Linked DNA regions of Homo sapiens: region 1 is linked to region 2. A link is a loop called in an ENCODE intact Hi-C map of the cell type or tissue named here. Cell type or tissue: endothelial cell of umbilical vein. All regions are shown on one strand. Links, peaks and the distances in the headings refer to the core of each region. The heading gives the core; the rest is flanking DNA.

Region 1 (5,394 bases), core at 266-5,265, 59 kb after region 2:
CATAGTCACTCCTATTAACATCGTTTGTTAAAACTCAGTAAATGGTCATTGTTTTTTCAGTTGCATAATGGAAAACTCCTGGTAGGAAACACATTTACAAAAACTTCTGTTATCGCTTACATCCAGCTATAGAATCTCTCAAAGGGAATCATCGAGAAGAATTTTTTTTTAGTTAATTAATCTCAAAGGTATTCATTTCTACGAGATGCTTTTTATGCTCATTATGATTTTGGCTATTTTGCCCTTTAATTGTTGGTTTCCATTTGTGAGCTGTGTCATGAGGTAAAGAGGATTAGTTAGCCAATGCAAGAAGGCTTGTTACAGTGTTTATGTCTTGGATTCACTCTGCAATTGTTATTCCAAGGAAAAACTAATTATGAGTGTAACACATACATGTTAATATACAGCCTCCTTTCCAGACACATGTTCATGGATAATTTCATTTACATCAGTTTTTCAGCATTTCCGAGGTGAGGCTGATTTTTTTCTAAATCACTGTATTAAAAAGCAAACAAGCAACTCCCCTGCTCCAAAAAAAAAAAAAAAAAAAAAAAAACTTCTAAAAACTAGCTTTCCTACAGCATTATTCTCTCTTGTGGGAGTTAGTGGAAAAAATGCCACTTGTCAATTGCAATGCAATTAAATAGACTTGGTTGAAATTGACAAGAAAGAACAGCGAAAATATGGATTTTAAATGTCAAAGCTCTAAGTGGCTGCATATTCTGAGTGTGGACTTTTCTCACTTCAAAGAAGCATCAGTGGAACCTGTCAATCATATTTCATTCCTGACAGCTGGCTTTGATCAGCACATGGTGAAAAGCTCAATTAAAACCCCACAGTTAAATTGAGCAGCTGGGCCAGGGTAAGCAATTTGAGACTCAGTGTGAATTTCACGAGGGACTGTTAACCATGACCGTCCTCATAGATTAAATTAGGTACTTGCTAATTTTTTCCGTCAGTACTTGCTGTGAAGATGTATTACACCGCATGACAAACCGCCTCCCCACCATTCTGAAGTCCCAAAGTTAGAGGCACTTTATGTTCTTAGTTAAGTTTCATGACATTAGGGAGTATTTAATTACCTTAAATACCTACAAAGAAACACACAACACTACATGCACACACATACATGCACACACAATATAATTAAACAAGGTAACAATTTTGATAACACACACCAATAGAATGAAATCTGTCGCTTTCAGCTAAATATAAGAAAAATCCTTTGGGGTCCACAATAACAAACCATCTCTATCAAAATAGAAGATAAATGCTAATGTCCTTATAAGTGGATGGAGGTGGATGGGACCTTAAATGTCACATAAAGTTTAAAAAAAAAAAAGTATGATGAAACAACTAGACACAGACCAAACAGCATACACAAAATAACACAGAAAAAGTGAGAACAAAGTGAGGTTCTCTGTTATCCAAGGTTACTTCAAGAAATGGATTGAAATCTAATTCAGGATTTATGTCTTCTATTGATCTTGTCTGATTTCAAATAAGGTTTTATAATTATCTTTGTATTTGTCTTATCTACTGCATACATTGCAAATTCCCCAAGAATAGGCCCAGTGTGCCCCATATGTCTTCTTCCACTAATCCTGTCTATTTCTACTGCAGTGGCTCAGCACAAGAGCCTGAGCAGAGCTGAAAGTCTATTAACTATTTTTAATATTGAGTTGGCTATCTCCTTGTAAATGATATCCTTATGTAGCCAGCCCTCAGGCCTCTGCCAGTTTCATTACTTATAGAGCTGACCCTATCCACTCAGAAGCCAATGGTGAATAGCATTAAAGAGAAACATTCAGACTAGACTTCACAAAAAAACCTTACTTACATGCACCATAATCATATCTTATTTTTATATATTATTATTAAACACAACTTTTGAACTAAAAGGGACCTCAGAGATCATTAATATAAACAGCTCTTTTAAATGAGGAAAAAATTCTACATATCTAGATGAGTGCACAGAAACGAATATACTAAATTGGGAGTTCTGCCTCTCATCAAGATATCTGAGGGATAAGTAGGTTTCCTCTTATTTTAATTAGCCGATATATTAATTTAGCAAACATTCATTGAGGATCTACAAAGACGCTTAGCTAGGAGCTATGGAAAATATGAATTAGAGGCCTTTATAAAATTAGCAATGCAACAAATTATATATTGTCAGTCATAAGAAAAATACAGTTAAAATTTGAAGTGGGTTCAAATGAGAAAGGTTAGTTTGATCTGGGTATATCGGGGTAGGCCTGAGGGAAGACATGACATTCAAATTTAGCTTTATTGGCTTCTAGAATTCGAAAATTTGGGAATAGCAGTTGGTTTTAGAGAAAAAATCCAGGAGAGGCTAAGGCATAGAAATAAGAAGAAAATGAAAAAAATGTCATTAGTTCTTATTTATTTTTTCTCTAATTAAAAAAATCAATAACATAGAATACTTATATATATAGTATTGTATTATTATATAGTATACATTATTTTTATTTTATATTATTATTATAGAATAGTATTTTTTAGTGTTTATACTTATAGTATTATATACTTATGTTTATTTGGTATAAATAATATTTACTTAGCCATGCTAAGCCATTAGCTCTATAGTCAGGACCCAAGGAAAACAAAACAGCAAGCTTGAAATTGTTAGGCTACCTTCCTGTGCTTTCCTTTCCTCTCTGCATTTGGTTTCCATGGAGACCATTCGAGAGAGGACCCAGTGAGTCAGCAACAAACAAAGCTAGTTCACTGAGCCCTGTGAAATTAGGAGTAAGCTTTAAGGTCAGTGAAATGTTGCAAGTGAAATACACTGCTCAAATAATTTTCAACGTTCATTGAATTTAACTAGGCCTATTATCTTCTGCTCGTAATTCTGCTCCAGCCATTATATTTTCAGGCCCTTGATTCACACCCAGATATATGTGATAATAGAATTGATGTCACTGTCATACCTCTTGGGGAGCCACAGCAGGTTTCAGATACACGGAGAGGATACAAAATGGGTAAACTATTGTTCATATGCTGCAAACTCAGATATACAAAAATGTAATTTCCTTTGATTTTTTTAAACTGAGCTCATTTTTATTCCAAGATTTCATTTCTGTCAAATGATAGGAAAAAATAATCTAGTTATCTTTAAGTAAACCCAGTTAATTTTGAGTTTTCTATCCTCATCTTCATCTTCACAGAGTTCTGGGACTAAGCTGTGGGACTTACATAACACCACAACATTGGTGGGGAGGAGTGTCTACTTTTCTCCTTTGATACACCTTCCTTTGCCCTCTTATGATATGTACAACATCTTGTGATGGCATTTGGTCATCTAGAGCCATCTCCACATATTCTGGGATTAACCTATTCCTGTTATGGTTGTTATACTGACATTCAACACCACTCTTCCTTGGAGAATTCTCTAACCGTAATTTGAAGACCATTTTGGATTGATAGTTTTCCTTCAAAATTTTATTTTCTTTTCTTTAAAATTTAATTATTTAGCCAGTAAAAATATTATCCTGGTAAATCAAAAAAGTCATTTTTAAAAGAAGTAAGATTACAACAAGGGTAAGAAAGATGGCTCAAACGATGGCCAAATATATTTTAAATTCTAGAATCAAGTTGCCATGTAAAACACAAGACTCACAAATATAAATATTTTATTATAAAATTTAGTATCAATGATTTGGTTTCAGAAATACAACATAATATGTTAGAGCAAATTAATGTTCTTTATTAGAATTTTATTGGTTCTATAGTTTTTTTGCATTCGTTCATTTTTGTTTCATTACCATAGAAATGTGGTAAACAAGAGTTTATATCTAGCTTTGAGTTTGAAACAACATACATGTAAGGAAATGAATAAGTCAGTATGAATTTTTTTCCTTCTGTGTGTAATTCAAATCTAAATGCCAATAGTCTATATATCCAGCATTTCACCTCTGGATGTATACCCAAGAGAACTGAAGACCTATGGCCACAAAAAAAACTTGTACACAAATTTTCATAATAATATTATTAATAGCCCAAAGTGGAACAAACTCATATGTCCATAAATGAATGATAAATATGTGGTATATTCATACAGTGAAATATTAGTGAATCACAAAAGGGAATGCAGAACTGATAAATGTCACAATGTGAACAAATCCTGATAACATTATGCTAATTTGAAGAAATCAGATACAAAAGGCCTTATATTGTATGATTCTGTCTATAGGAACTGTCCAGAAAAGACAAATCAATAGAGACAGAGTGTAGATTAGTGAATGAGTAGGGCTAAGGGTAGGAACAGGGGGCAACTTCAGATGGGCATGGAGAATCCTTTCAAAGTAACAAAAATATTCTAAAACTGGATTAAGGTATTGCTGCAAAGCTGTAAATTTACAAAACATAATTGAATTCTACACTTTAAAAGGATATGTTTCTGGTATGTGGATTATATTTCAATAATCTTGTTAAAAATTCCGATAGTTTAGGTCTCTTCAAGACATGATGCGAACCATTTTAATAGTGCTTATTAAATAAAAATAATTAAACTAGTGTCAATTCTTCACATTTGCAGAGAATTTCTATTTCAAGAAAATGCACACACAATATTTCATTTGAAATTCATAAAATACATGTGAGAGTTGGTATCATAATCTCAATTTTGTAGGTAAAGAAATTCAGTGACCCTGAGACAGTTTAAGTAAGTTGTATATTCTTATACATCAATAATTGCATGATCAAGATTTGAACCTAGAACTTATGATTCAAAATCTTATGCTATTATTTCTCTTTAAAAAACTAGATATTCTTTCCATAATTCACTTAATTCCATGGATAAACTAATGATTTTCTTTTAACTAGGACATAACCAATTGGTTCATGTACACAACATGATGAGACTTTTACTCAGGACCACTCTGGAAGATCTACCAGACACCTCAGAGAGCATTCACTTTAACTCAACTGGTCAATTTTACCTGAAAAGCAAAGAGATAGTCTTCTTTCAAAAATTTTCCTTCCTGACACTTTCGAAACTCTCAATGATTGATAGCTCCCCAAACCAATGATTGCTACATGAAAACCAGAGCATAAGATTTTGAATCATAAGTTCTGGGTTCAAATCTTGATCATGCAAGATATAATTATTTAATCTCAGCTGGAAGGGTTCCCATTCAGAGTGGATCCCCTCCTGCTGTTTTTGTCTGGCTGCTCTGTGATAAAAGACATAATGTGTGATGTGTTGTATGTGCACGTGCATTCTCGTGGCTCATTTGGTGGTGGGGCCAGGCCCTGTGAGAGGACAAAAGAATGATGCCAGAAGATATGGAGCATTATGCCCTTTTGTCTTCACAGAGAAACAAGCTCTGTTGGCAGCGATAGTTCTCTAATAGAGACTATACACTTAGC
Region 2 (5,394 bases), core at 90-5,089:
AACTACTAAGTGATTTGTGATCACAGACATTATTCCTGTCTGTAATTAATGTAGTTTGACATACTATGTAAAACACTTAGCACTGGTTTCAAATAGGAACTCAATATATAGTACTATGCATATTTTTAAATTCACTCTATCTATCCATTCATTCATGATAAGTTTCTGCTGAGCCCAGGTTGTCTGTGATATCTTCAAACACTTAATTTCCAAGTTATCGGTGATCATATGAAAATTATACCTATTAATTATAATTGTTATCACCAATATGTAATAAATGCTTATAAGATTTGTGCACGTCTGAGCATTTGTTATTTGAGCTTTTGAAATCTATTCTCCAGTATCTATAGTGGATTGCAATCACAAGACCTAAGCGTATATACAACCACTGGGATTTGTATGTATTTATTCATTAAACAAATAACTTCATGACTTTTAAAAACTTACTTTCTTAAAGGTTTACAATTTTAAGAGCACATAAAGGGCTCAAGTATGATAAAAACGGCAGGAAGTTTTAGGTGAATTGCTATGGAAACATCAGAGGAGAGAGAACAAGCAGAACTGGACACTTAAAACTCCATGATGATAGAGAACATTGAAGAAAGAGAATAACAGAAATGAGACAATGACCGAAACGACTTATTGAAAGCCTGTTCTGAACCAATGCTAAGCACTCTATGACAAACAGCCTTTTTATTTCAGGAAGGGAAATGGCTCTCAGAAGAACTGAAGAAAAATAAGTAGCAAACTATGATCAACATAATCAACACACACCGGCATAATTCAGGGCACATGTGTTACAGTGGTGGGCGCTAAAATAAATTGGATATTGTTCTCATAATATGCAGATTTCTATTTCCATTATAAGCAAATGTGCTTTTCATATTCTGAAGAAGATAGTTTCCTTAAAAGTCTACTTTTTAATTAATCATAATCAAATGTATTAGGGTAAGATAAGGACCCAAAGAGCTGTTATAAACCATGGAGAAATTTGTTACTTTATCCTGTAAAATTCTGTGATGATACAGTGGCTTGCTCTATGAGAGTCTCAGGGGCTCAGGATCTTTCTGTCTTGTTGCTTCTCCATTTTTAGGGGAAATGCTCCAGGCTTTATGATCTAGTCTTTATGGTTCAAGCTGGTTCAGTTACCTGCATTCACACCAATGAGCAGGAAGAGGGTAAAGTGAATGGGAAGCCATCCTCTTTTCTTTGAAAGGGCATGACATGGTGTTGCACTTATTTCTTGTACCCTATGGGCCAGAGCTTAGTTACAAGGCCACACCAGCTTTAAGGGAGGCTAGGCAATGTTTTTATTCTGAATGGTCATAGACATTGTGAAACTTGGGGTTCCTGTTAGTATAAAAAAGAAGGTGAGAATCAACCTTGAGGAATGCCTGGCAACACTAAGACAGACTTTTAAGTGAAGATATCTCATCTATATCGGTTTAATTGTGTATATTGTGCTAGGTTATGGGAATTTTCACATAGTTGTTTTTTCAACAACCAGCAACTTCTGTGTGTTTCCTGATTCAGTGCCCTCTAACCACGCTGCATGCCTGGTCTGTGGCAGACTTTTAGTGCTAAGCTCTAAGCCCAGCAGGATCAGATGATGAACTCTGCCCACGTTTCCAGCTCCTCCCTTTTGTTGCTCAGATGTTTCGGCCAATGGAAAGAAGGCACAGTCACAAGGAACAATACCAGACATGATTTCTCTCCAGAGAAAAGGATAATTTCCTCTCATAATTAGTTCAGTACATGTAAAAAACATGGTTGTAGGGCCTAGTACTGATAAAATAGAATTTGTGCTTATATTATGCTTTACTATATATGCATATATTACATGCATGTAACTGTATATACATGCATGGGTGTACATATATACACATATATACATCTATGCATGCACATCCATGTATATAAATGTGTATGTGGGTGTATATATATAAAGTATATAAATGTGTGTGTGTGTGTGTGTGTGTGTGTATATATATATATATATATATATATATAAAACTTTTATAGCCACTAAGATTCATTAGATCTCACAAAAACAATCAGTGGAGGTTTGTCATTATCCCCGTTTCAGATGAGAGAACAAATAACTTGGGGAGAGTTATTTGTATATAACAAATATCTCACAAAAACAAGTATATAACCAGTATATAACAAGTATATCCACAAAAAATACATCACAGAGACCAAAATCAAGCTGTGTTTTCCATATGTATCATGTATTCTTTATCCTATAGATTCTCGACAGCAATATGACACTTTAAGTCTCAGATTTAATAGGTTGTTTTGAAATAGAGAAGCCATGGGGACCTTGATCGCTTCTAATGTCCTTTAGCCAGGTAAATGAGCATAGACATTCTCAGTTACTTACATCGTTAACCCAAACATTTGGTTTCAGGATCCCATAAGCGACCCATGACAGGAAGACTTGGGCTTCCCTGGCTAGAGCTTCTCTCATTAGAGCAGATGTGTGTGCCTTGCACTATCTCCTTATCTTTCCCCCTGCTGTAGGGGAGGGGCAACTTGGGGGAAAATGACTCACATTAGAGATAAGGTGTCAATGATATAATCTCCATAAAGCTTTGATTAACAGGGCCCAGGACACAGTAAGCCTTTGGCAATTAAGCTTTTACAAAAATATGCAGTTTTTAATGTCATTGTTGTTGTTCCTGTTGCAGCATTTTCCCTTGCCCTCTTTGCCTGTTCTCTGATTGTTCCTTAGCAAAGAGCAAAGAAAAAAACCAAACGTTCCAAAGTCGAAGACTTTTCCTTTGATACAAACAAGCGAAAGTTCGATTATTTGTTCAATAATTTTCCGTTGATCCCTTAGTCTTGTAGTCGCTACTTTATAACCGGTCCCTAGAAGGGGGCGGTTCTTTCCGGAAATTATGACTGCAGCTGTTTTCACTCCGCTGTGACTCAGAGCGCTCCGGGCTGCAGGAGAGGAAGGTAGGGGACCAAGCTACCGGTGCAGGGCCTGGATCCAACCCCTGCTCTGGAAGACTGAGAGCTCCACATTCTAGCTCCCTTTCCCCAGTCCCCAAATTTGTAGGGGCTCCTTGAATTGCACGCCCCATGGGTGGAGGATTTCATCCTGATGTATGATCCCCAGGAAGGTTCCTGCAAGTTTGGCAGTTTAGGGGAATCTTTTGGAGGTTGAAGGAGGGATTTAGCCATCTCCTAATCTCAAGGCCCTTCTTCCTACTTTCCTTCTCTTTTACTTTACTTTTTTTCCCGCTTTCTTTCTTTGATATAGACAATTGATGTTTTCTCAGTTTCAGGATAGTGTAAGCTGAGGAAATGAGGCTGTAAGCCTCATCTACTCCAATCAGTTGCAGCCCCTAAGCCCTTCTCTATAGAAATGTAAGAGACCGACGCAGTCTCTTCTGTAAATACGTGGACATTGGAAATCTAGGACTGAATGGAAAGGTTAAATCAATCTCTGATTTTATCCAAGCCCCACTTCTTACCCCAAATCTCCTCCTTGTCTGGTTCCGAGTTCTCCACTTCACCCCTGCCACAGGCCGCAGGGGTGTGTGTGGCCGGTGGTGCCACCCAGCTCCCCTCCCACCCTCCTAGCTGCTGAGCGGCTGGTGCTGGGACTCTGCATTCCTGAAGCAGCTACCTGGCTAGGCCGGAAGCCTTGTATTCTCCCAGCTGCCTCAGATTCATGGCTTTCAGCTTGGTGGCCAGTCTCTACCTAAGCCTTGCAAGTTGCCTTTCTGAAGTGCCATCCTGAGAGACAGAACTAATTCTGACCCAAACTAATTTTGTTTGTACTGGGAAGAGTGGGGGCAAGGGTGCAGAATAGCAAGTTTTCCTCAACGGAGGATTTGTTCTGAGCTTAGAATCAGGAAGCGAAGGCTATTTCCTTGTAGGGGTGCCCTTTGCGTCTCTCTCTCTTTTACTCTAGCCACCTTGGTGAGTATTGCCCAGCCTGAGAGCTTCTCTTTCAGCTGTTTTACTCCTGTGTGAGTCTCCTGCTTTAGGCTCTCTGCTTAATGTGTTATTAGAAATTCTTCCCTCCCCCAGCCCAGCCTGTTCTACCAGAGAACTTGCCCAGGTCAGAGGTCTGCGTAGAAGCCCTTTTCTGAGCATCCTCTCCTCTCCTCACACCTGCCACTGTCCTCTGCGTTGCTGTCGAATTGTGAGTCATTTTGCCACACTCAGTTTTTATCCAATTTCTCAAAATAAAAACAGATATGGAATGAAAAGCCTGATTTATTGGTGCTGTTTAGTGGGGGTGCAAATGTAGGCTATGTGCCTATATAATATTTAAATATATTAGAATATCTTGGATGGATACAAACAAATATACTCGTATCTTTTAATTTTGGGTCCCAAAAGAAAAGCCACAAGGTAAATGGCCTGTGGCAGGAGTCCATCTTGAATCACACAGCTTCTCACATGCAGCGCGTCTCTGAATGCCATGATCCAAAGTGAATGGTGGCAGAGGTTTATTGATTAACAGTAACAACAATAATAGGGACAATAGTGATGTCTGTCATCATTGATTAAATGCCTCCTATGGCCCATGTGCTATTGTAGGGACTTCACATGTATTAATTCACATACGATGTGTGGATATTATACTACTCATTTTGGAAAGAAAATACTGAGGCTCAGAGGGATTAGTGACACCTACTCCATATGCCCAAGGAGTGGTGAATTAAATACACTTTTGAGAAAGTGGAATTGGTATTTGAACCAGCCTCAGGGTGTTTCAGAGATTTCCTGTTTAGTAGATACCAGTGAATCTTACACCTTCCCCACCTGGGACTGCCATTTAAAAGGACCCTTATGACTGAAATCTTTGTCTCCTTTTTTTTAAAGGTTCCAACTTCCTAACTCCAACATTAACCCTTTGAATGTATTCTTATGCCAGAGAAAGGCACATAAAGTACTGGTGTTTGAACAGATAACTTCCAACATGTCCTCTGTTTGTGATATGTCTTTTCTGCAGAAATCTTGCATCACCATGGTGCACTTCTGTGGCCTACTCACCCTCCACCGGGAGCCAGGTAAGCCTAATTTGTGACTCTTACTTGCCATTGAATCTTTGGCACCTATCACAAGGCTTGATCTACAAGGAGGCAATCTATTGAAGCTTGATGAACTTGAACTCTGGTCTATCTCCAGTGCCGCTGAAGAGTATCTCTGTGAGCGTGAACATTTACGAGTTTGTGGCTGGTGTGTCTGCAACTTTGAACTACGAGAATGAGGAGAAAGTTCCTTTGGAGGCCTTCTTTGTGTTCCCCATGGATGAAGACTCTGCTGTTTACAGCTTTGAGGCCTTGGTGGATGGGAAGAAAATTGTAGCAGAATTACAAGACAAGATGAAGGTAGTAGAGATTACCTCCTCCCTTCTTATTACATTACCTC

The links. A loop is a pair of places that touch in the nucleus more often than their neighbours do. Peaks named below come from ENCODE experiments on the same cell type or tissue, not always from the same donor. Only the 100,000 strongest peaks of a DNase experiment are listed, where the experiment ranks them.
Region 1: a loop joins it to region 2, with 2.8 times the contacts of the local background. A loop is called at or near these places in 2 of 110 quality-filtered maps.

Annotation. Positions count from the first base shown.
Region 1 is chr11:124,171,467-124,176,860 of GRCh38, forward strand. No RefSeq gene overlaps it. Among named protein-coding and RNA genes, the nearest start is that of OR10D3, 9.2 kb to the right of the region's middle. In endothelial cell of umbilical vein, for the core only: no CTCF peak of the experiment used is centred there; a DNase peak (open chromatin) is centred at 2,705.
Region 2 is chr11:124,112,522-124,117,915 of GRCh38, forward strand. VWA5A (von Willebrand factor A domain containing 5A) reads left to right here and starts at 2,929. Exons shown (of 19, transcript NM_001130142.2): 1 at 2,929-2,961; 2 at 4,045-4,159; 3 at 4,976-5,033; 4 at 5,152-5,354. The coding sequence starts at 4,991. In endothelial cell of umbilical vein, for the core only: no CTCF peak of the experiment used is centred there; DNase peaks (open chromatin) are centred at 1,550 and 2,900; H3K4me3 peaks cover 1,110 bases; H3K27ac peaks cover 1,003 bases.